Regions from separate parts of the Homo sapiens genome. Here region 1 is linked to region 2. Evidence: chromatin loops called from intact Hi-C (ENCODE). Cell type or tissue: ascending aorta. All regions are shown on one strand. Links, peaks and the distances in the headings refer to the core of each region. The heading gives the core; the rest is flanking DNA.

The links. Hi-C counts contacts between places; a loop is a spot of excess contacts. Peaks named below come from ENCODE experiments on the same cell type or tissue, not always from the same donor. Only the 100,000 strongest peaks of a DNase experiment are listed, where the experiment ranks them.
Region 1: it touches region 2 in a loop (5-fold over the local background); 4 of 110 quality-filtered maps call a loop at or near these places.

Annotation. Positions count from the first base shown.
Region 1 is chr3:71,102,669-71,115,812 of GRCh38, reverse strand. It overlaps FOXP1 (forkhead box P1), which reads left to right. Exons shown (of 21, transcript NM_001349338.3): 7 at 3,176-3,277. Among named protein-coding and RNA genes, the nearest start is that of FOXP1-AS1, 180 kb to the left of the region's middle. RefSeq lists an enhancer at 9,911-11,408. In ascending aorta, for the core only: no CTCF peak of the experiment used is centred there; no DNase peak of the experiment used is centred there; H3K4me3 peaks cover 2,302 bases; H3K27ac peaks cover 7,680 bases.
Region 2 is chr3:71,161,367-71,177,370 of GRCh38, reverse strand. The region is part of intron 6 of FOXP1 (forkhead box P1); the gene reads left to right. Among named protein-coding and RNA genes, the nearest start is that of FOXP1-AS1, 120 kb to the left of the region's middle. RefSeq lists a silencer at 11,495-11,644. In ascending aorta, for the core only: no CTCF peak of the experiment used is centred there; no DNase peak of the experiment used is centred there; H3K4me3 peaks cover 2,981 bases; H3K27ac peaks cover 7,611 bases.

The DNA of each region.
Region 1 (13,144 bases), core at 4,208-12,207, 61 kb after region 2:
GTGAACCGAGGTTGCACTACTGCACTCCAGCCTGGGCAACACAGCAAGACTTTGTCCAAAAAAAAAAAAAAAAAAGAATAGTTTTGTGTGTATGTGTGAATGTTTTTCTTAAAGACACTTTGCTGAAGTGAGGAGTTGACTATAGCTGCTCTGAGACTTGACTATTTAAAAATTGAGACTGGGTGCAGTGGCTCACACCTGTAATCCCAGCACTTTGGGAGGCCAAGGCAGGTAGATCACCTGAGGTCAGGAGTTAGAGACCAGCCTGGCCAACATGGTGAAACCCCGTCTCTACTAAAAATACAAAAATTAGCTGGGTGTGGTGGCACACGTCTGTAGTCCCAGCTACTCAGGAGGCTGAGGCAGGAGAATTGCTTGAACCCGGGAGGCAGAGGTTGCAGCGAGCTGAGATTGCACCACTGCACTCCAGCCTGGGTGACAGAGCGAGACTCCGTCTCCAAAATAAATAAATAAATAAATAAATAAATAAATAAAATAATAATAATAATAATAATTGAGTGCCCATTCTCCCAGTATTTGGTGGAATGTGGTAAGTTATATAGAGTCTTCATTACTTTGTTTTTCTTTGCTTGCTTTATTTTAGCCTTAAATGTGTGTAACCTTTCTCCTCTTCCCCACCATATTTTTCTCTGCACTGTCATCTATAGTCCCTCTCTCTGCCTTTCCAACTAGCAACCAAACCCTTCTTTGCTGATCAGTCTATTACTCTGAGAACTCTGATGATAGCACTTAAAATATATAACAGTTCCCTTTCTACATTAAAAAGCCATAAAACCTTCATGTGCAATAGCTAAGGGAACATATATAGTAGGAGAAGAGGCTTTTGCTCCTGCAGGCACCTTGCAAAGGGGACTATTTTTCTTATATGATATAAATGAAATCTTCACTCTGCCCACTTTTACACCTACGCATGTACTGAGCGTCTCCAAGGAGACAAGGAAACCCGGAGTCCAGTGATGGTGAATCCTCCCTGAGACAGCAGGCTAGAGTCTCAGGCAACTCTCCCAGGCGTCTTGGCTTCCAGATGCCCCACTCAGACAGCCCCTTTTCTCGAGGCTCTTCCAGGCAGGCCTTGTCGAATCTGTCTCTCCCTTCACAGATGAACTAGCCTGTGCATTACATCTGAAGGGCTGGTCGTGGTGAGTTCAGTAGGCAGAAGGCCTCCCTGGGACACGGGGGTGGATGCAGTAGGCAGGTGGGATAGCAGGGTTCCACTTTCCCATGGTCTTTTCTTTGTCACTCATCTATCGGTGCTTGTGTTTCTTAGCTTTCCTTTGCACCTCTTAAACACAAAGGCGCCACTCAACCTTACGCAGTGTCTTAAAAGTATTATTTGTTACAACTCTAGTTATGAGCACAGTTCAGTGAGCGTGTCCTTTTAGGAGAAGCACTGCTCTTGCACACTCCACGTTTTTACGTGTCTGCTCATGAACATTAATCCTCTAGACCACTCTGTTCTCTCTTTCTTCTGAGTTCCAGGCACAGGGACACGCAGGCCCCCTTACCTCTCTTCCATTCCACTATTGTCCCTGTAACTTTTCTTGTAAATATCCATGTTGTTTTCTTATGTAAATGAAGCACCTGTTCCTTTTTAAGGAACACACTACCGTCATAAGTCCATTATGCTAACTTTCTAAGGCTATAGCTTCAGGTCCTTTTGATGTATTGATGACATCTATGTGTGCCTCTTCTTTGATGCGCAAATAATTTGGTTACCATATAGAAATTATTATTGATATAATAAGAAGTCTCATTTTGTGTCTAAACTCTAAGCACATCGTTTAATGAGCATTCTTGACATCTCTGCCATGTGTACATTCTTGGTTCTCAGCTGCATTGACTCAAGTAACCCAACTTTTCATATGACTTTCTAGCATGATATCCTCAAACTTCAGTTTTCTGTTGCTGGTCCTAGTGCCATCTTTGGAAAGGTGTGTGGCTAGCCAGTATTCCTGTTCTTAATTCTTTGGCAGTGAATGTCTTCATGGCGGTTTATTGATGACATTGTTTTTTTCTTTTTTTACTTGACCTTTTATTTTATTTTATTTTATTTTATTTTATTTTATTTTATTTTATTTTGAGATGGAAGCTTATTCTGTTACCCAGGCTGAAGCACAGTGGTGCGATCTCGACTTACCCTAACCTCTGCCTCCCAGGTGCAAGCGATTCTCCTGCCTCAGCCTCCCAAGAAGCTGGGATTATAGGCATCTGCCACCACACCCAGCTAATTTTTGTATTTTTAGTAGAGACAGGGTTTCACCATGTTGGCCAGGCTGTTCTCGAACTCCTGACCTCGGTCTCCCAAGGTGCTGGGATTACAGGCGTGAGCCACAACGCCCAGCCTGCTTGAACTTTTAAAAAGATTTGTCAGTCATATGTTAAACATTTTAGAGGACTCTTCTGTTTTCTTCCTGCTTTATCTCCAATTCATACTACCTCCCCAATGTCTACCTTTAAGGAGAAACCATCCCATATTGTAAGCTTGAAAGGGTCATTTATAATAAACGTAACCAGTTTTGTTCACAGATACATAATGTGCCTCTTTAAGATGACTAGAGATCAGATTTGCCAAATTTTCCTCTCTGATTTCTATCAAGGTCATCCTAGGTATGTCTCATCTGTTTAATCTTCCTTTCTACGTAGCCTAATCCATAGTATATTTTTTTTTGTGGTCCACCACTTAGTTCTTTTTCTTTATTTGGACTCAGATGGGGTGAAAGTATTACTTTCAACTTGAGTCGCTACATTTCCCCAAGAAGAATTTGGGGAGGGTGAAGGTGACCCTGAAAAGGGCCCTGTAGTGTCTCCCAAGTTTTCGTCTTTGCTTGGGTCCCTCCTGGTCTCTCTGTCATCTTTGTTCAGAGTCTCAATCACTCATGGTCTTAAATTTCATGTCAGATCTTTAGTAGGAATAAAATGTCTGCTTAGATGCCTGTGGAACCGTGGATGAAACTGGCCGAGTCAAAGGGAACGTAAACAAATTCTGGAAAGTTTTCCAACTAAGACTGGTGGGAAGTTTCATTTGCTGTTTCATTTGCCAGGAAATAGGAAAGTCAGGACCCAGTCCCAAAGCGCACTTCCTGGAATCCTTTTTTATGAAGAGTCCCCTGAACCTGTGTAGTAACGCAAAGGATTTTCTTGTTTTTCCTTCCAGGCACTTCAGGTGGCAAGACAGCTCCTTCTTCAGCAGCAACAGCAGCAGCAAGTTAGTGGATTAAAATCTCCCAAGAGGAATGACAAACAACCAGCTCTTCAGGTAACAATTCTTTTTCTTTTTAAATTGACATTATACCCTTTGGGATAAGTGACAAGCAGTTCAGGAGTGGATTGTGTTGAGCATTGCAAATCATGTAAGAAAATCTTCTGTGGAAAGTGCATTTTTGGTTTACCAGCAAGTTGTAACATTTTGGGGAAAATGTGTATTTGACCAAAAGTTTTATTGTCAGGAGTAAGATCTGCTGATTAGTGAATATAATAGAAGGATAAGGAGTTGTAAGTGTTGAGTTGCTAATAGGCAGTGTAGGTTACCAATGAGAAAAGTTCATAGTACTCAGAATTGTCACCACATTCTCTTATGTTGGGTCTAGAAATGGCATAAACACACACAGACACACACCTTACTTTAGTGTAGTCATCCTCAATTGGGAAGATTTTGGCGACCCCCCCACCCCCCCACCCACCACCAGGAGACAATGGGCAATGTCTAGAGACGTTTTTCGTTGCCACAACTAGCAGGGCAGAGGTGTTGCTGGCATCCAGTAAGTACAGGCCAGGGATGTTGCCAAACATCCTGCAATGCACAGGACACGACACACCGTGATTCATCCCAGAATGTCAATAGCATCAAGAACTATGACTCGGCCTGAGGAGGATGTGGTACTTTTAACATTATGGCTTGTAATGATTATAATATATACCCAATTCTTCAGTGGATATGTTCAGAATGTTTCTAGGTCAATAATTTTTAAATGGCAAGAAATTTTTATGTAAAGATACAAAAATGGTTGTTCTAGCAACTTCTGATTTCAGGCACATTGAAGGCAAGGGCTTAATGGAGTAGAAGAATGAGTAAGTTTATAAAAATCTAATTTGGGGCCAGGCATGGTGGCTCACGCCTGTAATCCCAGCACTTTGGGAAGCTGAGGCAGGCGGATCACTTGAGGTCAGGAGTTCGAGACGAGGCTGGCCAACCTGGTGAAACTCCATCTCTACCAAAAAATACAAAAGTTAGCCAAGCTTGGTGGCGGGTGCCTGTAATCCCAGCTACTAGGGAGGCTGAGGCAGGAGAATCGCTTGAACCCGGGAGGTGGAGGTTGCAGTGAGCCAAGCTCGCACCACTGTGCTCCAGCCTGGGCGACAAGAGTGAAACTCCATCTCAAAAAACAACAAAAAAAATCTAATTTGGGTTTTTGACTCAAAGTAGAAAATTGTAATAGAAGTTTCAAAGAGACTTGAATCAGGGTCTTCATGCTCACGTTTAAGAGAGGGCACTTGGCACCCGGGTCCTAAGTGGTTCAGACTACTTTCATAGCTGAAGGTGGGCATCCTTGTCACAGGAGGGGACAGAATCTATAAGCGGTAGCTGATAGGTATATAACTTGGTGCCAATTAATTGGATAATGAGGTCAACCTAAATTCTAGCTTGTGTTTACTTTTCACAGGTCAGGGTGAACCACAGCCTGTTCCCAGATTATCCCCAAAGATCAAACTGACCTTGACCAACAAGTTCTAGTTCTTCTACATGTACTTGGGAAACTGTCACTTTCCAGAGAGAGTTCAGCACTATAGTGACGCTTTATTGGAAAAGTTGACAATCTGCCTTGTTTACTAACCCTTCTGTAAACACTTATTTGGTAAACCATCACCAGACCATGTGCCTTGGAATGCGTGCGCATGCAGGGGACATTTTTAATGAGGTACAGTGCCATTGAGGGCCCATGTCAGGTGCTATAAGAAGTGCTTTGTTGTGCAGATGTCTTAAGAACAGCTCTGGAGGATGAAATACGACTATGTTGACCTTTCAGCTGTGAGCTTATTTGTCAGGATTCAAATAAGTTGAAAGGATCAAACTGAACAGTTTCCGTAGTCAGACTGGGAATTGTGTTTCAGAGGTCAGCAGCGGAGGCCACATTGCAGATTCCATAACATAGCCAATTGTTGGTACATATTAAAGTACTGGGGCATCTCCTGTGGACAGAGACACAATTAAAATTCTAATTTATTAATGTATACAGGGAGCTAGCCCAGCCTGTCACTCAGTGATTCAAATGATGGTCCATTCTTTTTGCCTCCCTCTTGGAGCTCTTACAGCCTTAAAAATACCCCGAGTCCTCTTGAATTCATCAGGCCTCAAGTGCATTGGGAAAATGAAAATATATTATTGGGGGGGAAATCTTACACATAGTAGAGCTTTGGTTAGAGATAATAAAAAAACACACACATACACAATCTGTCTGATCACACTGCTCTTCAGTATTGAATATCATTTGTGATTTTTTTTATGGTAGAATTATTTTCCCTCATACTTGCTTTTTAAAAACATATGGCATTTTTAGGTAACTTCTTTTCCAAGATGAACGAAGTTCCTTGAGGGCTAAATATAAGAAGTAAAGTTTCAGGGGATTTCCTTTTGAGGGCTCTTTTTCTTCTTGCCTGTTACAGGGTTTTTAGCCACCATGCAGAAGTGGATGATATAGAGGGCTCCGTTTTTCTTGGCAAGGACAGTGTCAAAACCAACCTCACACATTCTGCTGAGCACTTCAGTCTGTATAAAAAGTAGGGGGAGAAGGGGTAATCTTGAACGCTGGTTTTGGTAAAGAAGATGTCTTGAGTTTTTCCCCTACCCCCCAAGTAGAGGAATTGACAAGCAGAGAATTTAGACCAGCTTTAAGATTTGGCCGGGGGAAATAAATCTAAAAGGTTGGTGGACTGGTGTGTGTGTGTGTGTATCACAGACGATTGCTGAAGGACCCCTCAGCTGCCTGATAGGGTCATGCACATTCAGTAAGCTTTATTAGGTTGGCTGGCCTTCCACAAACAGAGGAGAAATTACTATCCTAGGTCACATGGTATATTACCTCATTATAAAAATATGCATATAGACTGGTGATTCACAGAAGGAATAACCTTCATATTTAAATATATCTTGCCATACTGCATCCTTGCTGAGGCGTCTCCGCCGGAGTGGCTCTGAAATGAAAGGGAAATCCTACAGCAAATCTTAACAGTGCTCATCTCTGATCTTCTCACCCTTCATAACTACACTGAGAGACCGATTTTAGCAAATTTCAGATCTTCTGCATAGAGGAAGGCTTGACAGGGAAGAAGGATTTGATCTGCTGATAGCTTGAGGGAAAAAAAAAAACCCCCAAATCCCCAAATATACTGTGACTCATATTTTAAGCATATCTCACACTTCCCTGCTTTATGTTTGGCAGCGCTCTCTGGTTTCACAGGCTGATGATACAAACAAAAGAAAATGGAAAGTTAGAGGAGGCTATAAGTGGTTACTCGATAGAGATCATAAAATATAGTCAAACATCACCAATTTGGTCTAATTTCAGGGAGATGAGAGTAAATAAGAGAGAAATGGCACTCTTTGCAGATCCACATACTGAACCAAATCTGAGCTGGTCACATTCTTGGGTGATGTGGTTTATTAATGAAGGCATTAATCGGGTATAGATATTGCTTCTGAAGTTCTTGAGAAATATTCTACTTAGTAACCAAAATTATCTTTTTACTTAGTCTGTTCATTTGCTTCGCAAATTTTTTTATGAATGATACAAATGAAAATTGAAAATTGGCCCCATCATAAATTCAGAATCAGAATGATCTGAATTAATTAAGTGCAAGTTGGTGAACATTTCCAAAGCAGGCTGGGCATGGTGCTGGTGTTCATGGGATACAGAACTGTTGAAGATACACACCCTGCCTTCAGGAGGCTTATGAGTTGTAAACAAATTAACAAGATTTTGCTGCAAAACGAAAATTACAGATGAGTAAAAATAGTAGGCTCTTTTTTTTTGAGATGGAGTCTTGCTCTTTCATCCAGGCTGGAGTGCAGTGGAGCGATCTCGGCTCACTGCAACCTCCGTCTTCCAGGTTCAAGCGATTCTCCTGCTTAGCCTCCCAAGTAGTTGGGACTACAGGCATGCACCACCACGCCCAGATAATTTTTGTAATTTTAGTAGAGACTTGGTTTCACCATGTTGACCAGGCTGGTCTTGAATTCCTGACCTCAGGTGATCCACCTGCCTCGACCTCCCAAAGTGTTAGGATTACAGGCATGAGCCACTGTGCCCAGCATAGGCTTTCTTCTATAAATATTTATATACTTCTGAAGATTGCTTAAACAAGTGAAATAAATGCTTAACAGTGCAGGTGTACTCATAACCTCGAAAATGCGTAACTTTACTGGCTGAAGATTAATTTGTGAGTCGATGAGCAATTTTATTGATCAAATTTTGGAACTTTGACCACCGTTTCTGGGTAGTAATTCATCTTGGTTCTTTAAGCATTTTAGTTGTTGGCACGAGTACATAAACTGGAAGGAAATCAAATGACACATTTTCTCCTAAGAAAGTAAGAGTACATGTGTATTCTGGCAGCATTAAAGTTAGGAAAGAAAGTAAACTTTGTGTGTTGCTTACAGTGGAAAGCTCACCAGCTTCAGGCCCTCTATAAAGAATTTGAACCTGAAGCCAGTCATCTGATAGTTTTCCTTCCTGCCCATGCCCTTCCTTCCAAGGTGATGTCATGTGTGAGCCCCTTACTCAGAAGGCCATTTCACTGCAGGGAAAGTGAAACCCACTTAGAAGGCCGGCCCTTTAGTCCACTTGGAAGCTCAGGGTGATCATGTGGATTCTTGCTTTAAGTGGAGGAGGTTAAAATACAAGATTCAGCAGGTGTTTTTTTAGCATTTTTATTTGCAGTTATATAAAACATGCTTTAGGCAGCATTTTGCTTTGCATTAATGCCGCATATAATCTTAGTAGCTCATATCATTTCCACGTTATTCACTAAAGAAGAAATTGGCAAGAGGAAACCTGTAAAGGAAACTACAACTTTATGTTGTTGATAGTGAAATGGAATGGTTTTGAAGTACTGACCCTTAAGAAATAGCCCTATGCACTGATTAGTAAGGAGGATAATTTAGGAGAGAGAAGCAAACTTTTTTTTTTAATGTCTAGAGTTAACATAGTCTAGAATTGGCACCCCTAGCATTTTAAATTGATACAAAGCATTGAAATTTTGATATCTTTAAGATGTTACTGTTATCACATGACTTTTGAGAATCCCAAAACCCTAAAAATAAGTCTCGATAAGAAATAATAAAACAGAAATATTTTAGAAATAGTTCTTAAGCCTTTCTGATTACATGCACCATTACAAATATGATAGAAACAGTGACCCCTCCTCCCAGAAAAACGCACATGAACACAGAATGTCACATCCAGTTTTAGGGATTTCATGAACTTCAAGAAGTTCACCTTGGGGTCCAGGCTGATACTCCTGCTTTAAGATTTTGTTTTTCTTTGATAGTCTGTTTTGTCCTTGCCTCCAAAATTTTGGTGCAAGTTGTAATATAATGAGTTCGTTCGTTTTTGTTATTTCAACTTCAGCTGTGCATAGGTGGCCCTGTGTCCCAGTCTGCCCAGGACAGCCCACTCCATGGCTATTGATTGGTTTTGTTTATTCATAATTCCCACTCTTGAAGGTATCCCCAGGTACAGTGGCTCACACCTGTAATCCCAGCATTTTGAGAGGCTGAGGCAGGCAGATCACTTAAGTCCAGGAGTTAGAGACCAGCCTGGGCAACATGGCAAAACCCCATCTCTGTGAATAATACAAAAATATTAGCCGGGCCCGGTGCCTGTAGTCCCAGCTACTCTGATGGCTGAGGTGGCAGGATTGAATGAGCCCAGGAGGTAGAGGCTACAATGAGCCATGATGGTGCCACCGCATTCCAGCCTGGGAAACAGAGCAAGATCCTAGCTCAAAAAAAAAAAAAAAAAATCCCTATTTGAACCAGGTGCAACTGCAGTGGTGTGCACCATATCTCAGCTACTAAGAAGGCTGAGGCCAGAGGATCTCTTGAGCTCAGGAGTTTGAGGCCAGTCTGGGTAACATAGCAAGACTCTATTTCGATTAAAAAAAAAAAAAAGTGGCCGGGTGCAATGGCTCACGCCTATAACCCCAGCACTTTGAGAAGCCAAGGCGAGCGGATCACAAGGTCAGGTGTTCAAGACCAGCCTGGCCAACAAGGTGAAACCCCATCTTGCAAAAATTAGCTGGGCGTGGTGGCACGCACCTGTAGTCCCAGCTACTCGGGAGGCTGAGGCAGGAGAATCGCTTGAACCTGGAAGGCGGAGGTTGCAGTGAGCCGAGATCACGCCACTGCACTCCAGCCTGGGCGACAGCGAGACTCTGTCTCAAAAAGAAACAAAAAATAAGGAACTCAGTTTGGACTTTAATTATATGATCACTAGTTTAAATGTATCTAAGAATTACAATGCAAATGTGATGCTAATATTTTATATGTAATCATGTCTTTGCCACCACATGCAAAGTGTGATAGATAATGAATGTTTAGTCAGTGCTGAACGTGGGCCAGCTCCTTAGCTACTCTGTAGTATAGGCAGTGTCCTTAAATCATTTAATGGATGAGGAAGATGGAAACAGAGAGATTAACTGACTTGCTACACAGCACAAAGGTAGTAACAGCACCAGGATGGGAAGCCAGGTTTTTTAGAACCACAGATAACCAGTGTGCCGTCAAGAGGTTAATTATTGCCTCTCTTTTTATGTGTGTTTACTCAGCACCTACTGAGTGTCATATTTTCCATAAATAAGTAAATTACGCTATTTTCCATATTATAAGCAAAAAAAAGACAGCTGAAACCAACAAAAATCAGTTCCACTATAAATATCTGGATTTCAATTAAGAGGACTCAGATCTGCATAATTACCCTAAGTATATCTTTATTTGTCTGTGTGTGTGCCTGTGCGTGTGTGTCTCTGTGTGTGTCTGTGTGTGTGGTGGGGACAGAAAGGTGATCAACAACAGCAAAGCAAAGTTATTTCTTATTTTCAAGTCTGAAGTGCTCTTATGAGCGTCCATGCGTTTGGAACATGGACTAGTTTATTATAATCATTGTTGGGGCTAGGAGGTGGAGAGGGACAGGGGAAAAACATACTTGACTGGTCAAAAATGTGTAAATTGCTGACAAAATGACACATGTAATTAAGAGTGCTCCTGCCATTTTACCTTGTGGTTTACACCTCCAGTGTTGAAAAAGAGAGTGACTCCCACCTCGCTAATTACCATTATCACTAAAATGCTAGGGTTGGAGTCATTAGTTCCATGTGCATTTAATTAGAGGAAGGCTGAAATTGGATTTAACTTATTACTTTTTCATGGATCACTTTCTTGTCATCACTTCAAATTGGATTGCAGCCCCAGGTAACTAATTATGAGAGCCACAGGATCAAGAGTGAAAAAAAAGGTAATTAGGAATAACACTGTCGGACCCTTGCTGGTCGTCCACTTGTGCTTCAGGGAAAGAGGGGGAAAAAAAAAGAAAACGCAAGCCATATTTTGTAGTATCACGGATTAAGGAGTTAGGGGCATGTACAGTTGCTAGGCATCATGGGACTCTGTCACCACCCATAGTGGTTTCTGTGATATACAGCTGAGTTGAAGATGTCGAAGCAACGTGGTTCCACAATCAGCTGCTTAATAACTAGATTGAACTTGTAAAAGCAACAGATTGGTTGTAGGTATGAGGCATCTCTACAACTGTGTAGACTGGGGGCCTCACATATATGATTACAACAAAGCTGTCAAGATGCCTCTGAGCCAAAGTAGAGAATATTTTAAGTATAGGGAGTTAGAATTTAATGAACATATTAATGCTCCAGAAACATCATTCATATCTGACAGAAAGATGTATCAGTCAGCACAACAGTCAGGTTTAGGGTTTATATATCAGGACGTTTTGTCAAAGTTTCCAGCGTCCGGTAATGTTCAGGATGTTTACTTTGCTTTGGATTTGCTCCCTCCCACCCCTCCCCAAATGTTGTGGATGGGTTTCCTGAGGTTCCATTTCTCCTTCCATCCCTATTGAAAATTCTTTAAAATAAATTATATTGTTTCCATATGCAGAACAGAATTCAGAACTGCAAGCAATCAATTTTATTGACACCATCTGAAAAAATGTTGATGACAGTTAGAGGATGTGAAAGAATTGGATTTTTAAAGTCCCCAGGACTAAGTGTGGCAAAAGAAAAAAAACTGAAATGTAATCTCATTACTCAAAAGTTCTGTTAGACACTCCTAAGAAGTGATTCTTCTTAACGAAAAAAATAAAAGCAGCAGCAACAGCAGCAGAAGGGCGGCTTCTTCTTGGATAGGCTGTGATCCCACAATGAGGTCTTGCTATCAAGCCTATTGGTTGCCTTGAAGGGAGAAAAGAGCTTCTTGGTTTCCCATGGCAGTGAATCACCCAGCAAAGATGGCTCGAGTTTCCTTAAGTTGTTTAAAATTGGTTTTAGTGTTCTGTTAATGTAAGCAAATAATCATGATTTTAGTCTTGAGTGACTTTCAGGCCTGGGCGAGTCAGGCTTGCTCAGTATTCTCCAGTGCAATGGGAGTATAGACGATGATGCGCCCCGCCAATAGAGACCACTACATCATTATCCCCAAAGTGGTAAAATACTCTTCCTGGAATTTTGAGTCTTTTTCCTGTGTGAATCTTCTGAGCAAAATCTCAGAACCAAAATAGTGATCATCAAGTCTAATGTAGAAAATTAAAGCCTCTCTCTTTTTTTGGGGGGGGAACATCTTAAGTTGATTTAGAATTTTTGTACACAATATTCGTCTGTGGTTGAAAGGGGGCACGCTGAGGTCAAGTGATGTAGTGTTTTCCATTTTTCCATATGAGTCTCACAGTGTGCGATAAAAGCAAACTCCTTTATTTTGTAAGTCTGCAAGAATTTCTGCTGAAGTGCAGAGGTCACGTTCCCTGTCAATTTGAGTAGCCAGCATTTTTTAACTACTGTTTTTTCTTTTGGTGTGTCTTTTCTTCCCTCCCCCCACCTTGCTATAAACCGTGGCACTTTTCTGACACATGCACAGTGAGGTCCTCCAATCTGAAACTCATTAGCACACAGCATTGGACCCTGTCCAGTGGTTAGAAAATTTCCTGGAGCCTAGAATAACAGCATTTGGTGCAATACCATGGACCAGAAGTGACAATGGAGGTAGTCGCACTCCCCTGGCACCCTGCCCGGTCAGGAAAGCCAGCTGACCACACAACACGGTGAGACAGAGGTTGTGCATATAGGATGAGCTCGAAAAGTTTGGTGCTTAGAGAAATACACTTCTAAAATCACAAGGCAATATCTGTTTTCCCTACACTTATTATTTCTATTGGGTCAGAGATGTTTATCAACATTCATTGCAGGAACATGAAAATAAGCAATTAGAGAAAATAGGATGAAGCTCAAGTTCCACAATATAGTATTTTTCACTTCTGTAACTATGGGTTATTTTCAGGACCTATATTTTCATTCATTCATTCATACATGCATGCATTCATTCATTCAAACTTTACTCATTGAACTTCACTATCTTGAGATAATGTGACCAGGCTGCAACCCCCTACCCTGACATTAGAAAAATTAAACAGTTTACCCTAAGTCAGGTTAATTTAAGCCAGGTTTTCAAACAGGAAACTGAGTCCCAGAAAGATAATAGTTATCATATTAAATAGTAAATACTATATAGTACTTTCTAGGAGCCAACTACTGTACAACAACCATATGGGGTAAGTTCTATTATTATTCCCATTTTACAGGGGAGGAAAGTGGAGCATAGAGAAGTTAACTTGTCCAAGGCCATACAGCTGATAAGTGGCAGAGCTGGGATTCTAGCCCACACAATCTGGCTCAAGAGTCTATGCTTTCATCCATTACACTCTACTGCCTCTCCCTGAGCTACCACCTGGGCCCCGCAAACAGGGAAAGCAAAAGGAATGGAATCAGAGTTGCTGATGCTTAATGCTCCTCGCTAACCACCAGACCACACCGTCTCCTAATTTGGACATATGTTGATGGGCAT
Region 2 (16,004 bases), core at 4,470-12,469:
AATACTAAGTATTCCCATAGACAGCAGCTTTTCCATTTCCACCCTCTCCTATTTTCAGATGGAGCCCTTATTTGTAGCAGATGTACCTAATTTTACTCTTAAGCAACTGCGCCTTGTAACTTAGGTTGGTTTCATTTCATTTCAACGGGAGAGAGTCCTGCTTCACACCTGTTGCAGTGTGTCCTTCCAGTGAACACCCAAGCCTGGCACCGTCAGACCGAAGTTAGCCTGATTCCATCTGTTTCTAAAACACTTTGATTGGAAGGCCTTTGTTTTCTTTCTTCCTTTTTTTCATTTGTTTTTGTTTTTGAGACAAGCCTTGCTCTGTTGCCCAGGCTGGAGTGCAGTGGCACGATCTCGGCTCACTGCAACCTCCGCCTCCCAGGTTCCATTGATCCTCTTGCCTCAAACTCCTTAGTAGCTGGGACTACAGGCGCCCACCACCACACCCGGCTAATTTTTTGTATTTTTAGTAGAGATGGGGTTTCACGATGTTGGCCAGGCTGGTCTTGAACTCCTGACCTCAAGCTGTCTGCCCACATCAGCCTCCCAAAGTGCTGGGATTATAGGCGTGAGCCACCGCACCCGCCCCCCGGCTCTTTTTTTTTTTTTTTTTTTTTTTTTTTTGAGATAGCCTCTTGCTCTGTTGCCCTGGCTGGAGTAGTACAGTAGTCCAATCATAGCTCACTGCAGCCTTGAACTCCTGGGCTCAAGCAATCCTCCCACCCGAGCCTCTCAAGTAGGTGAAGCTACAGGCACATGCCACCAGGCCCAGCCAGCAGGCCTTTGTTTTATCCAGAAATAGCAGAAATTCGGCAGTGCCTCTGGTGGTGACGTTTGCAGCATGCTATAGGCAATAAAGCTAAGGCATTAGGGTCCTGAAGGATCTGAACCATACCTCCAGCACAGAAAACTTTTCTGATTGCTGTCTCCTTTGACTGGTCAGGGGGATGGAAGTATTGCTTCTAAGAACGCGGAAATCTGGGTTTATTAATAAGGCTGCACATAATAAATTGCAAGTAAGTAGTGGTGGTTGCAACTGGTATTTTATAGACAACTGAAAAGCAGCTATTTTGAGTTTGACATGGTCCCCTTTATTGCCCTTGTGTTTGGGAACATGGAACCCGAAGACTTAAACTGTAGACTTTCTCCAGGTGCCCCAAACAGCTGTCACACACTGACAGGATGAGGGAAATACCTTCTGTGTTTTCTTAGGATTATGTAACAGGCTTGAACCCTATTCTGACCAACAAAAATGTATTTGGATAAAATATTTCTGGTACCTTGTGTTTCTTGAGGAAATTATTCACCCAGCTTCACTGATTAATGAGTTAGTCCTTTTGAAGTTGCCACAGTTACTTTCGTTATTTTAATAACTGGGGAGAGTGGATTATTTTGCTTCAAGAGTGATTAGCTCTGTTGAGAAAATGTCCTTTGCTCCCTGAGTGGTATTTTGTGTTCCTGTGTCTGTGTCTCACCTGCTTTGCTCACATAGAACACTGCTCCAGTCAACAAAGAACAATTGCTTAGCACGATAAATAAAAGATAGTACTCACAAACGAGGTATGATGGGACTTAGGGTAGGAGTTTTAAAGATTCATAACCTACAAGTCAAACTATGTACATTTCCCTAGCAGCAAAAGCATATATTTGTTTCCGGTTTAGGAAAGTCTTTACCTTTCCTGGCTTATTTTATGAAGTCAGCTGATTACCCGGAGTCCGTGAGTCCTTGCTTTACCATGAAATCACTAACATCTTAGTTGGTCACCATTCTGGATCAGCACAAAAGCCCAACTAACTAGGCTACAGAGGATCATTTTTAGTCTGTCTTTATCTCTCTCTCACCTTTGAAAAACAAGCTGATGGGTCTGCTTTTGAAAAGAACAGTGGAAAAGGCTGAAAAGCAATCTTATTTGAAGAAAAGTCATCAATTGAAAATCTCCCAGTTTTGGGGCTGCTATTGGAGAGGCAGGGAGCCTCCATTCCTTGAAGGTGTCATCGTGGCCACATACGTGTTGTCAGTGCAAAAAAGAGACACACTTGATGGGCCAAAGAAGTAAGTCAAGCTCTTTTGATTCCCAGAATGAGAAATGAAGTACATGCATGTTTCTGGGTGGCTTACATATTTGCCCCTCAAGCTACTTTGAAAGTCCAAAATAGGCCGGGTGCGGTGGCTCAAGCCTGTAATCCCAGCACTTTGGGAGGCCAAGGCGGATGGATCACGAGGTCAGGAGTTCGAGACCAGCCTGGCCAATATAGTGAAACCTCGTCTCTACTGAAAACACAAAAAATTAGCGAGGCGTGGTGGCAGGCGCTTGTAATCCCAGCTACTGGGGAGGCTGAGGCAGGAGAATGGCTTGAACCCGGGGGCGGAGGTTGCAGTGAGCTGAGATCATGGCGCTGCTCTCCAGTCTGGGCAACAAGAGCGAGACTCCATCTCAAAAAAAAAAAAAAACATTTATGTACTCCAACTTGGTCATACCTGCAATCTGCTGTGTCCTTGATTCTTCTACCCTTCTCTTCCTACCCTGGGGTATATTGGGGTGTGTGTGTGTGTGTGTGTGTGTGTGTGTGTGTGTGTGTGTATGCATGTGCATACATTGTGTATTCGCTTTGCTCCTTATTCCTTATCTGTAGAGTCATAGCATTTCTAAAATTCCTTAGATGATCCAGACTCACATTTTATGGATGAAGAAACTAAGCTCAGACAGAATAAAGGCTTTGTCCTTTGATTAACTTTTGCATGGATACCCCTGATGTATTCAGAAACAGTCTTGTGGGGTATGATGTGGACCCTTCCATGATCTGTGAAGATGGATGAAATCAGGAATTTTATTTCTATGGTACTGACACTATTAACAACAACAATTCATACATAGGGTATGTGTGTATTACTATGTACATGTATGTCTGTGTTTTCCTGGTTTCCTTTGTTTGTTTGTTTGTTTTTGAGACAGGATCTTGCCGTGTTGCCCAGGCTGGAGTGCAGTGGCTATTTAGAGGCAGCTGGGCTCAAGCAAATCTCCTGCCTCACCCTCCCCAGTAGCTGGGACTACAGGTGCATGCCGCTGCACCCAGCTTACTCTTAAATTCTCACTATCAGTTATTGGGAAGTGGGTTTTTCCCCCCTCCACAGTAATCTTTCTACAATAAGGATCTGTAAACTCTAAATTTTCTTTTAAGTAGTAAAAAAATTGTTTTTGGCTTTGGAGGCTGTTCTTTCTGTCACAAATACTCCATATGAAAGCAGCTATAGATCTTACATAAATAATGGATCTGTCTGTGTTCTAGTAAAACTTTACTTACAAAAACAGAGGACTAGGGCAGTAGTTTGCAAAACCCTTCCTAGACCATGCATAGATGGGTATTTTTTCTGTGTAGAGGGTGGTAAAGTTCCCCTGCTAATCACATGATACTGTAAGATTGGTAACTTTATTTTGTCACTTTCTTCTTCAACAACAATTACAACAAAAACTTCCCCATTTCATCCTTCCCACCATGGTTGGTTTCCCAACTCCCATTCCTTAAAGCTTCCTTCATTGTGGTTTTCCTGATGACTTCAAGCCCATGTTTTCTTGAATGCTGTTGGAAAGAGGCTTAGACTTCCCAGAATATGCCAGCAATCCCTGGTGAGATGACTTCAGCCCTCATCTCCACATCTAATTGTTATCAGCCATGCAGGAGATAACCTCGGTAATTCCTTACTAGATATTCATAGTCTTCATGAACTGGCCTATTGTCACCCACACCCCCACCCTCACTTTAAAGTTGCCTTTCACTGAATTTCTAACTGGAATGTGTAGCATCTTAACTTTGGCCTAGGCCTTCTGCTTCTCCATGTCTAATGTATGGTTTTACTAATGTATGACAGCTAATATGTTGCATCAGAAGATCATGCTATCCTATGCTTGCAGGACTTTTTATGCAGGGCAAGAACTAAGGCAAAAAGTGTGTGTGTGTGTGTGTGTGTGTGTGTGTGTGTGTGTGAATTTTTTCTTTTTTTTCTAAATTGAGGCAGTTCCCATTCTAGAAATTTTGTGAATAGAGTCAGGCTGATTGGGTAGTGATGGTGAGGAGAAGAGAATGGAGACTGGGGTTGAGACAGTCTCATGAAATATCTTACTGGCTGATTATTCCTATCCAACTATGATGATTTTTCAGAAATCTTTAGGGATACTGACTCATTTTCTTAGGCAATAGATGAGAAACTTTCAGTAGAGGGGGAAAAAAGGTGACCTCTGGACCAATAGGGAAAAAAAAGCAATCTCTCAAGTTTGCAAAATGCATGGGCTCTTGCGAAAAATCTGAGAATGTTGATAGAGGTTTCAGCCAGCCTGAGTGTTGCTGCTGTAACTTACCCTGTGATTTGAAGCAAGTCACTCACTCTTTGAGCCTCTGGATACGACTTCATTTCTAAGTTTACTTTTGCCTCTGAAACTGTATGTTGCTTCTCCTATCTTAAGTTTCTGAGTAAACTAGAAATCAGACTCAGTTTGAGACAATTGGCGCTTCAGTAATTTTGGGGGAAGGTGGTACCTCACAAATCAGTGGGCAGGGCAGCCCTTTAAAAATGGAATTCCAGGCAGCTAACGAAATTTCCCAGCAACAAGTAAAAATACCAACAGTGAATCCAGAAGGAAGAGGGAAGGAAGATAGAAGGAAATCCTCATTTTGAACACAGGACCAATCAACAAGGTGGGATGCAAAACTCTTGGTGAGAAAACCTAGGATTCGGAGTCCCTGCCCTCCTGCCTTCTGTCCTGGTGACCTTAGGCAGTTGCTTAGCCTCAGTTTTTTCATCTGTAAAATAAGGTTAATAATAACTGCCCTGCACACCTCAGAGGAGTATTAGAGGAAGCAAGTGAAGTGTTATAGGTCAAAATGCCTGGTAAGCAATGAAACACTACATAAATGTAGGTGTCACCATTATTGGATGCGATTTTCATTTGCTTTACATTCTTTGAGACTCTCACATATTTTGAAACCCGATGGATTCCCTCGAGACCCTTCATGTTGTTGTAGGACTGCAGGGATTTAGTTCCTTGGGATTTCTGTTGAGTAATTCTGCACATAACCAACAGGGCATTAAAAAGCAGGCATATTCTATTTTTCCAAGATTTTTGTTCTTTTCCTTTAGTGTAATGTATCAGAAACTTTTCATTTTATAACAAAAGGCACTGTTTGTGAATTTTCTTGTATTAAAAAAAAAGTAATGGAGGACTACCCTCGAGCTTCCAGAAAACAAAAGCCACGATATCCATGATTAAGCAAAGGAGGCTACATGAGATTTGGCAGGAAGGATAGCAGGTTGGGTTGTTACTTATCAAAGGAATATTTGCTGTTGGCCTTAGTATAATAATGTTAATGAGATTATTAGGTGGGGGAGATTTTTAATAAATAATTGATAAGGATTAGAAAGTGCCTTTTCTGCAAATAAACTTCAGAATAATTAATATTCATGGACTCTGTTTGTCAACAGAAAAATGTAAATGAAGAGCCGGTCCCATCACCAGACACACGTCCTGAAGGACATCTGTAAGATAGGGTTAAAGATAGAAAAGGTGAATGCAGAGGCCTGGCCCAGACCCCAGCCCTGTGTGTCAATACAACTTTTCACGTTGTTACATACACATTTTCCAGTCTGTGTCTCCCTCTGAAAGAAACCCTGAAATTCAGGTTGCTAATAGATTGTTGGTTGCAAGTATGAAGGACAGAGGAGGTAAGAGAGGAGGCAACTTGCTAATGCAAAAGCAGTGTACTGAAAGTCACTTTTATTTCTTATTTATAATCTACATGCACACTCTGGATAATAGATGACACTGCTCATTCAGTACTTTAACTTCAAAGCAGAGAGAAGCCATGGATGACAGAGCCGGGAGCGGGAATACAAAGGTACTAACAACAAGAGGAAAAATGCCTGTTTACGGGATTGCATTTGTTAGCACGCTCTCTTCAGATATTGTTCCCCCAGGAATAGCGAAAATATGTGCAGCGCGAACAATGATTTAACATCTGAAAATGGTACTTAAAGAGTTTCTGTCTGGTAGTAATGTGATGGAGGCTTCTGAAGGGAACCTGGGGACTTCATTTCTTCTATTTATCTATATGTCTCTCTGGTTTTAGTGAGCGGTAATTGCATATTTAACCCCTCAAATAGCTTTAACCCTCACGATGCCAACTTTTTACCCTGTATAAAATGTACTTTTATCCCAGCAAAGGCAGACTCAGAAATTCCCTAGCCAAAAAATTATTTAAATTAAAAAAAAAAAAAAGTGAGTGTGTATTTGTATGAATGGATGGAAGGCTGGATGGATGGATGGCTGAAAAGAAGTTATAGCAGCATTTTGCAGTTAGTTTTAGGTGAAGAATCATGCCCGCCTTCCTGGTTTGGAAGAAGACCAGTTAAAGTACAGATATTATAAAGAGTGAAAACTCAAACAAAAAGAAGAAAAGAAAGACGGACTAAAACAACTGTGTTTTTATTTTGAATTCATTGTGGCTGGAGCTCAGAGAGGAAAGAGACGGCCCCATGGAAGGAAGTTGTAGATGGACGCTGAATCAAGAGTATAAATTTGCCGCATGCCTCAGCAATATGGTTTTCTCAATTAGTGGTCGTTCTGGGAGGCCTGCTTAACAGCTTATGCGAAACAAATATTAACACAAATTGTATAATTACATCAAAATCCCAAATTCCTCAAAGATGCAAAATGGTTTTCAGCTAAGAATACGCGAGCAATAAAACATCCTATAGTCAAAAGAAGCACACTCCAAGGAAACCATGAAGACTGGATCCGAGCGACTTTCACAGTTTATTTTCATGGTATTTAAATTATGATACCAGTGGGTATTTTTAATTAGTGTGCACTTGTCTACATAAGCCATGTTGGCAAATTTGACTCATTCATACAGTAGTTGCTGTAAAAGAGGCCAGCACAGCCTGCAGGAATTAAAATTAAAAGTTTCTGCAAGCTGTTGTCGACATGACCATATCTCATTAACTTTAAAAATGGAGATTATTTGCCTGAAAGCTTGATTTGACTAGCAGTAATCAAATATTAGGCTCAACGGAGTGAGGGCGTGGGGGGAGCGTCATTGTTGTGATATATACCGCTAAGTGTTTTGCAGTTCACTTTAAATAGCAATATAAGATTTTTGTTTTGACAAAAGGGATAGGAAAGAGAAACACAGACATATGGCCTTGAAAGTATTATTAGGACAGTTTTATTTTAGATTAAGACTCATTATTTACTAAGTTTGCTGAAGATAAATACGATTGTGCTGATTACCAGTTCTCCTCTCATTAAGCAGGCTGATTAATTATCTGGAGTAGCTCCCCCTGCTTGATCAAAGTTTAAGTATTGGAAATGGGGCCTATCTCGTGATTATCTTTTCTTTTTTCAATGCTAATTGGCATGAAACTTAAATTTGTACATTCGATTCATCCCATCGTTTTAACTAAATATGATGGAGGTTGCAAAATTGTGCGTAAAATGAACCAAAATAGAAGAGCCTTCTTCTTATCTACTCTTTAAATAGCTTGTTATTTGAATTACATATCTGAGCAAAAAATCTTTTTTTTTTTTTTTTGCCAGTAATTTTTTAGCCAGTAATTAAGGAGCCTAATGTTGAAAACCTAAAGTAACTGAAATATGGTAGACATGGGCTCATTTTAGACCCTGTTTTATATTTTCTCAGGCACAAAAGAACATTTCTAATGCATCAGGATAAACTATAAGATGAAGATACATTTGCGGGGGGCGGTGGGGGAGGAAGGAAAGATAAAAGGTGCAGTTAAACAAAAGCCAGAAGATAAAGTCTTACACCTTTTTATGTCTTTGAACTGAGAACATGCTCTGCATTTTACTAAAGGAACATGAGGCTAGAATGTAAGTAACTGGTTTTTGCATTAGGCTCTCCCTGGAGGTAGCAGAAAAATATCATGTCCCTGCATGAAATGTGAATGTGAAATCTACCAGAAAGAAATATTTATGACCATTTTATGCTTGATTAGGCTTGGATGACATCTGTTAGAAGACAGGGACTGGACAAAGAGAGAGACGCTCGGGGGCAAATGTTAACGGAGTTGTTTAGAAGACGCTAGGGCAGAGGCGTCCATTTACTGCCAGGCAAAACACAGGAATTGTGTTAGCAAGAGTGCAGCTGACAGGCGTCCACTGTGATGGAGACACTGTAAACTGACTCGATGAAATAGTCAAATACAGCTGTTGATAGTCACGGCACCACCTCAGTTTATGAGCAGGTATCTATGCTTAACCCTGATCCAGTAACTTCCAGGATGCTGGCACCTTAATCAAGTTACATAAATGTGACTCAGCTGTAAAAAGAGCTCATCTTCACTTTTTCAAGTGAGTTTTACGCTCTCCTCCCATGCGGGCTCAGCAGCACTGAGAAACTCTTCTCTATTTCTCTGTGAAAGGAGAAGTAATTAAATCGCAAAGTTACCTCTGTACCCATCTATAACCTGTCTCTTTCCTTATCTTAAGTTTCCCCTGTTTAAAAAAAGAAAAATCTAGGCCCCTTGGTTCTATAGAAGTACTTCATCACTTTAAACAGTGCAAATGTTTGCCTAAAAACGGGGGAAAAAAGTTTTCCAGCACTGGCAAACATTTTATCAATTGTTAAACATTTCACTGTTCAAGTAAGTGCTGTTTGTCTGAAGAAATGGCTCTACCAAGAGTGGAGGTATGAGCAGTTATTTCATTCTGGTTCTTTTCCCAGCTTCTTTTCCTGTAAATTTTCTGTCTGGAATGCTGATGGGAAATGTTATTTTGTTTTTGTTTGCAGCAGTTCTGTTGTTTTGATTTTGTCTGAGTGGTATGGAAAACAGTACGTCACTTAGAGTGGGTGTTTTGTCTACCGGCCATTTGGCCATTGCACATATATTTCTCATACTTATTACATGATGACAAGGGAACCGACAAGGCACAATTTTCCAGTTGAATTTTTCTTTCCAGTTTAATAATAGTGAAAAAAGAAAACAAAGTTAATAGATTTAGCAGTTTGATGGTACTCATGATGTGATAGCTGACTTTGTTTTGTTTTTTTTTTCTTTTAAACTCATTCCTTGTGGTTAAGGAGGTATTTAGGTAAAGGTCAGATTAATGCATACATCAGTTTCTATAATAAACTGTATGTGGTTACAGTGTTTCACATTTTGCATAGAGTTGCGAAATTCGGTAATTTAAGCAGGAAAATTCATAAAAGGATAATAAACAATTTTAACGTCATTCCTATGATTAGCCTGGGGTACTCTTGCCCTGGTTTTAGGCCACATGTAACAAACCTCTATCAATAAATGCGTCTTAATTAAAATTATTTGAAATGAAATTTGGATGAAAACCCAGCATACAAATCTCAAAGAATAACTTAAGGCTGTTTACTGGCTCAGTTTGGACATGCTTTATCTGAAATCATTCTCAGCATTTGCAATGTTAAGGAACATATTGCAGGAGTGTAGAAGTTAGCTCTACAAGTAAGTAATTTTTAGTGTAATACAAAAATATAAAATGGAAACCACGATTAATTTTTCAGTTTCTCTCTGCAGGTATCTAATCATTGTACCCATGGACCGCCAGAGGCTCCCATTAAAGATTTAAAATGCAAGAGGAAGGTAGAATCCAAAAGATGGGATTTGGGATTAAATAATGTAAAATAACTGCAGGGCAGTAATGAAGTGAAAGCTATTGGTGCAGTAAGACATCCTCTTAAGACTTTCTTGGGATCCACTTAAAATATTGACACTGACACACAGTGTCAGAGATTTGATATAAATAAAATTATTTGTAACTGATTAAGTTCTAAAACCATGTTTTTCATCTTTCCGACATTAGCTTTCACCAAATAATAATAATCAATAATAATAACAACATCAACAAGAAACTATCAGAAAAGCTCTCTGAAAATTCACACGTGCTCTCTTACGCTTTAAATACTGCCCTGTTATTAAAGGATTTTGCCTGCAATGTTATACTAATGTATGTTGCTTCTTCCTTGAGGATTTTAGTTATAGATGGGGAAACGCAATGGTTGGGGGTCACCTGTATATGTCCAGAGTGATTTTCTTCAAATCAAGGGAACTTTTATAATCTGAAAGAAAGGGACATCACCGCCTTCGTATATAAAAGCTGTCAGTGCGGTCCAGCCGGGCTTCTCCAGGCTCTGCTGTACTGTCTTTATCACTTTGCTCAGTTCCACATAATAACATCTTCATCTGAGATTGCTGTGGCACAGGGGAACTGCATTTGTTGATCAAATTTGGCTGGATAACACTGTGATCTCGTATCCTGAAGTGCGGAGATGTGCCTGGAATATGTAAGTGCAAAGCTGGCCTCTTGATTGATTGATTCTGCCTGTCACAGAACAAGATAACCGGATCAGTAAATACCCTGTGCACTTCAACATCATCTCCACAATCAAAAGTGAGGGCATTACGGGGCTGGAAAAACACTGGAGCATGATGGGAATGCACACAATTCAGAAGGATCGTCAAGAACATATATATGTAGACACACACACAGAGAAAATAAAATTCTTTGTGTGTGTTTTTGTTTTTGCTTTTTGTTTTTTTAAGAAAAGGACAGCATTAAAAAAGTATTTTCTGTGTGTTTAGAATGCTTTCTGGTTGTAAAAGTAGTTTATTTTGCAGCAGTCATCTTGGAGGTGTTCAGCATTTATCATAAAAAGTTGTTATTCAAGTTTTGTTTACAGAAGAGATTTAGAATGCAGATTAGGGAAACAGAGCTGGAGAAGAGGCCAGTAGTGGTCTCAAGCACAAAAGGAGCTTGCACCCAAGAGTTGCTCCTATTAAAATAAACAAGAAGTTTAAACAGATGGGCCAAACACATGTAAACAAGTTGTTTAAACTTTTTACTAAATTCCCAGGGAGTGCCTTTCAAAATTAGCATGGGTTGCCAAATTTGGTGTTTAATTACACAGAAAGTTCAAGAAAAGTTTAAAGAATGGAACTGCGTGAATCTTTGGAAGATGGGGGCCGTAACAGGTTTCCAGGTGTCATTAATGATTCATGGCTCTGTGATGGTCACGCTAGCGGCTCTTGTCACCCCCCACTTGCTTGTGTTCCTCTCATGTACTTGTCTTTTCCTCTCATAAGACTGTAAGCTCCTTGAAGGCAAGGGCTGCCTTTTCTTCCTGTGTCTGTGCCCCCATTTTCCTGGAAGACTCCCTGCACATACTACACAGAAAATGGCAAGTGGGCCAAGGAGGCGCTAAGTATTGGGCTGTCTTCTTAAGTGTTTCTCAGAGTGATTGTTACTTCCCAAGATATTATTGGTCACCAGAATTTGGCTAATGTTTTAACCTGGAGTCATTCTTTTGGGGAACTTGTTTTCTTAATGTCAAGCAATCCAGTGAGAATGTTTAGCCTTCTGTCTTCATACAAAGTGAAAGATTGAGTTCAGTTGCTCAAACGTGGTGCTTCTGTTACCACCAGCAACACAGTTACTTGATGATCACGTTGCTTCTCATTCTACAACCTGGACTGGTGGCTGATGGAGCCTGTTGCCTGCCTCACCTATGAATTTTGCACAGACCTCCAAGTGGTTCGTGGCATGCCATGTGGCATTCTGGTTGTCTCGGATGCCTCTGGGTGGGTGATGTCTAGACCATTCTGGCCATATTTTTTCTTTTTTTGTTTTGTTTGGCTTAAATCGACACCTGTCCCCCTCCTAGTTTGCCTCCATGGACCACATGGCAAATTTAAGGCAAGGCAAGGTGGGGTTTAGAACCAGCCATTAAGACAAGAAACTTCTGTCTTCGAAGAAATTTCTCCCATGGAAGGAAGGTATACATTAGTTAAAACAAACATTTCAATAGAAATTTTTATATAGCGAAACCAGCTCTCACACCTAAGAAAAAATTATTACCACTTTTGAAATGTCTGGTTAGTCCTTTGTGACTGACTTGTTTTTTATTCGAAATGATTAAAAATGCCTTTTGGCAGAATTGGTCTCCTTAATTTTTTGAATATAAAGAAAGCTTAAATGAGGTAAACGTTCATTAAACACAAAAACATTCGTGAGCTGCTGATGATTTTAGAGAAGTCATTCTGGGAAACAGGTTTTGATTTTTTTTTTTTTTTTTTTTACAAAAAAATAGCTTTCAATTTGGTAAAAGCTATTCCTAGTAACGTTTTATAAAATCATCTTCTTTTCAGGGTGTGTTTTATTTCCTTTCCATCCCTTTCAGGAAAGAGAAAGTGTTTTATTGGATATTTTTGTTTCAGTCCTTGTTTCCATTATTTTTGCCAAAATTCATGGGAGTTCACTTTCCGTTTAAATGCCTGAAATATTCCTTGAAGAATCTACATTTTGGGATAGCTAGGAAAAAGGCTATGTAAATTTGTTTAAGGGCTATGTAAATTGGTTTAAGGAAGAAAATAACAGTTGTAACTCTGGTCATCTTAACTACTCTCTTTTTTCTTTATAACTTTGGAGGCAAATAATTTCAAGTATAATGCGCTGGAATGTAGGAAGAGGGGGGACATTGGATTTGAAGTTCAAAGAAAGTTTGCTGTTGGTTGTATGATAAAACATTTCTTAGTTTCCGAATGAAGGGAGAAAGTAAGCTTTATTCATTGAAAAAATGGTCAATAGATTTATTATAAGAAAACATAAAACAGGTCTCTAAAAAATGTGTACACGTGAAGAGATTAGCTACAAGATTTTGGTGAAAATAATCTTTCCCCTTTTGTGAATAGACTTTCTATAAAAATGTATTAGTCTCTGGGAATTAATATTGGGAAGTTTCTGTTCAAATTCCATTCACTGTTTCTAGCAATGTGTTTTCTCCTTTGGAGCCAACTGTGCTTTCATTACTTTAAATAGAGCAGTCGGGACCGGGCGCTGTGCCTCACGCCTATAATCCCAGCACTTTGCGAGGCCGAGGCGGGCAGATCACGAGGTCAGGAGATCGAGACCATCCTGGCTAACATGGTGAAAACCTGTCTCCACTAAAAATACAAAAAATTCTCCGGGCGTGGTGGCGGGCGCCTGTAGTCCCAGCTACTCCGGAGGCTGAGGCAGGAGAATGGCATGAACCCGGGAGGCGGAGCTTGCAGTGAGCCGAGATTGCGCCACTGCACTCCAGCCTGGGCGACTGAGCAAGACTCTGTTTCAAAAAAAAATAAAAAATAAAAATAAATAAATAAGTACAGCAGTCTAAGTTGTAGGTAGCATCCATGTTTATTTCTAGCCCTAACATGGAAGAGAAACCATCTGATTATATAGGCTACTCATTACTTTGGAACCAACTCTGTTTCTTTATTTGGGGATTGGACTGATGGCATGGGATTGAGCTTTCGTCTGTGCAGAATTTTACAGACAGACTCATGTTCTGCCAGGCAGACATTCAGCCCTTGATCTTCTCACAGTCGCCATTGTGAAGGAGAGCAAGCCCTTTCTCCACACTCTCTGTGGACTACTTTCTAACTTTTCTATTGTCATGGGAGAAAAATTTAAAAAACTGATTAAAAGGGGGCAAGTGCATGGCTTCTATGAAAACTCTACCGCTCTAAACTGTGGGACTGCTTGAAACTGTTTGTTTTGGCTGGCCTCGGTGGCAAGACTGACATATTTATGTAGCAAGCTCACATGTAATATTTAACTTGGAATTTTACACATAGGAATGATGAACTAAACAGAATATAAGGTTTTGTTGTTGTTGTTGTTTCCCTGCTTGTTCTGAAATGTGAGAAAATATCGAGTTGACAAGTTTCAACATGGTCACCTCTTGCTTGGCCAGCACGATTCATAATTAGCCAAATTCCTTGATAATGCTGCAGAGATTGGGCACTGAGCAGCCGCCACGTTTGCTATGCAAGAGAGTTAATAAAATTTTTCAGTGCTGGAGGAAAGCTTATATACAGTAGTCTGTTTGTCCTGTGTTTCCACCACCTGAGTCACAGCCAAAAAAGCAATTGTCTACTACATATTTCAAACAGATGCTGAGGGGTAGAAAGGGTGACCAGAATTCACAGCAATAAAATCCCGCTCTCTAAGTTCCCTTGAAGGAAGTGAACTCATAAAATTTTTGCTGCTGACTTATTTGTCCACTCCTTTGAAGTATTTAACATTAATTTCACCTATAAATCATTGGCACCTCAATTTTTCATTGAAGTATCAGGACTGTTAAAGACATACCCTGGATGTGCCTGGAAAAAAAGATTTGGGAAGCAGATCCACTAATTTAACTGTTATTCACGTGCATCGTTTTGGTTGAAACCAATCCTAGTTACCGTCAAAGTTCTCTAACTCAAAGTCCGTTTTCTTTCTAGTTTGTATTTGTTTGTGCATATAATTACAGAAAACACATTTTAGATGGAACACCAGCTTGCTTTTTTCAGTTTCTTTCTGTTGCATTGATACATCTTCTAATGGGGAAAGACATATGATGGTACTTGGAAAAATGATGACAGCCGTAACTGGAATAATAAATGCTACCGGGAAGATTTTATCAAATGTAAAAAATAAAAATGAAGAGATCAGCCTTCAACTCAAGTACCCAGTAGCTAGACTATCAGTAGACAAGGTCTCCTACCTCATTAATCTGTGGGCTTTGATTAATTAACATATGTGGATAAAGGGGTACTATGTTCCAAAGGAAGCTTTTTGGGTTCTTTTTCCACATGTTGGCAAGTAACAATGGGTGGGGCTTCACCAGACACCTGCCCCTGTCTAAGTTTCTGTGCCTCCTGTCTCTATCAGTTTGACTTTTGCCACTGAATGTAAGTTCCAATAAGGTGGGGACCTTGTTTATGACGTTCTCTGCTATATCCTTGGTGCTTGACAAATAGTAGGAACCCAATAGATATTGGATTGGAATGGGCAGTTATTCAAAAAGTCTTAACCATCTTAACATTGGATGTCTTAATGGTACTGGCTCCCCCTTCAGTCAGAATAAAACTTCTAAAAGGATCATATGGACAATGCTTATATCAGTAGAGATGTATGAACAAAGGCTGTGGGAAGCAGTGGTTAATCAGAATTCTGGGCTAGTATTTAGTTGCATTTGTCCTAGTATTTTGGCCAGGTTTCAGTTAGCTAAGCATCTCTTATACCCTGTAATTTAGTATATGGTTTCAGCTCTCCAAATAATGGCTTGCTAATGGTAAATGCTGTTTAACTTTCTAATTCAGAGGAGCTACCTGTTCAGCAGAATTTTAAAAAATTGTAAGTGATGATTGAAACCAGGTTAAAAAGCACTTAAGGTACATCTGGCTGTATGCTTGGTGTCTACTTCGATTGGCCTGTGGCTATCATTATTCTTTTTGACTCTGCACATAAACTGCGGGTAGGGATTTTTCCTCAATTGGTCCAGAACTGAAACTTATCTATACTAAGGGAGCTTTTCCCTTTTGGGTGAATAATGCATCCTTCTTTTAGTTGCTGTGATGTGGAATGTTGGCTCAGTTTCTCTCCAGTGCCTTCAGTTATAGGTGCTCATCACTGTTGATTTTTATCTATGTAGTGGTTCTTGTGACTTCCCCATTCCCTCTAAGGACATCTGAATGTGTTGTTAAGTGATGCTAAAATTATAACCACTTAACAGATCTCTGTATCCACTGTTTTTGTTCATCCCACTCATCAAAATTTGGTTATTCTCTGTAAAGCACAACTCTGATGGCATCATTGTCTTGCTCCCTGTTTCTTAGGAAATTGAGCTTAAATTCTCTTGCTTGACATGCAGGGAATCAGGTGGATTAAAAGTGGCCACACATTCTTTTCCATTCCTTTCTTCAAGAGGTAGAGTCTAAGTGCCTTCTCACATTTACTCTGGGCAGCTGCGCTTTTCACTTGCTTTGGGCAGTAGAATGCAGTGGAAGTGACACTGTGCCAGTTCCAAGCCTGGTGGCTTTCTCTTTGTTCTGTAGGAACATGCTTGCCACTGCTGTGTCAGGAAGCTTGGGCCAAATGGCTGAATGATGAGAGGTCACGTGGAGAGAGAGGAGGGAGGATGAGAAAGAGAAA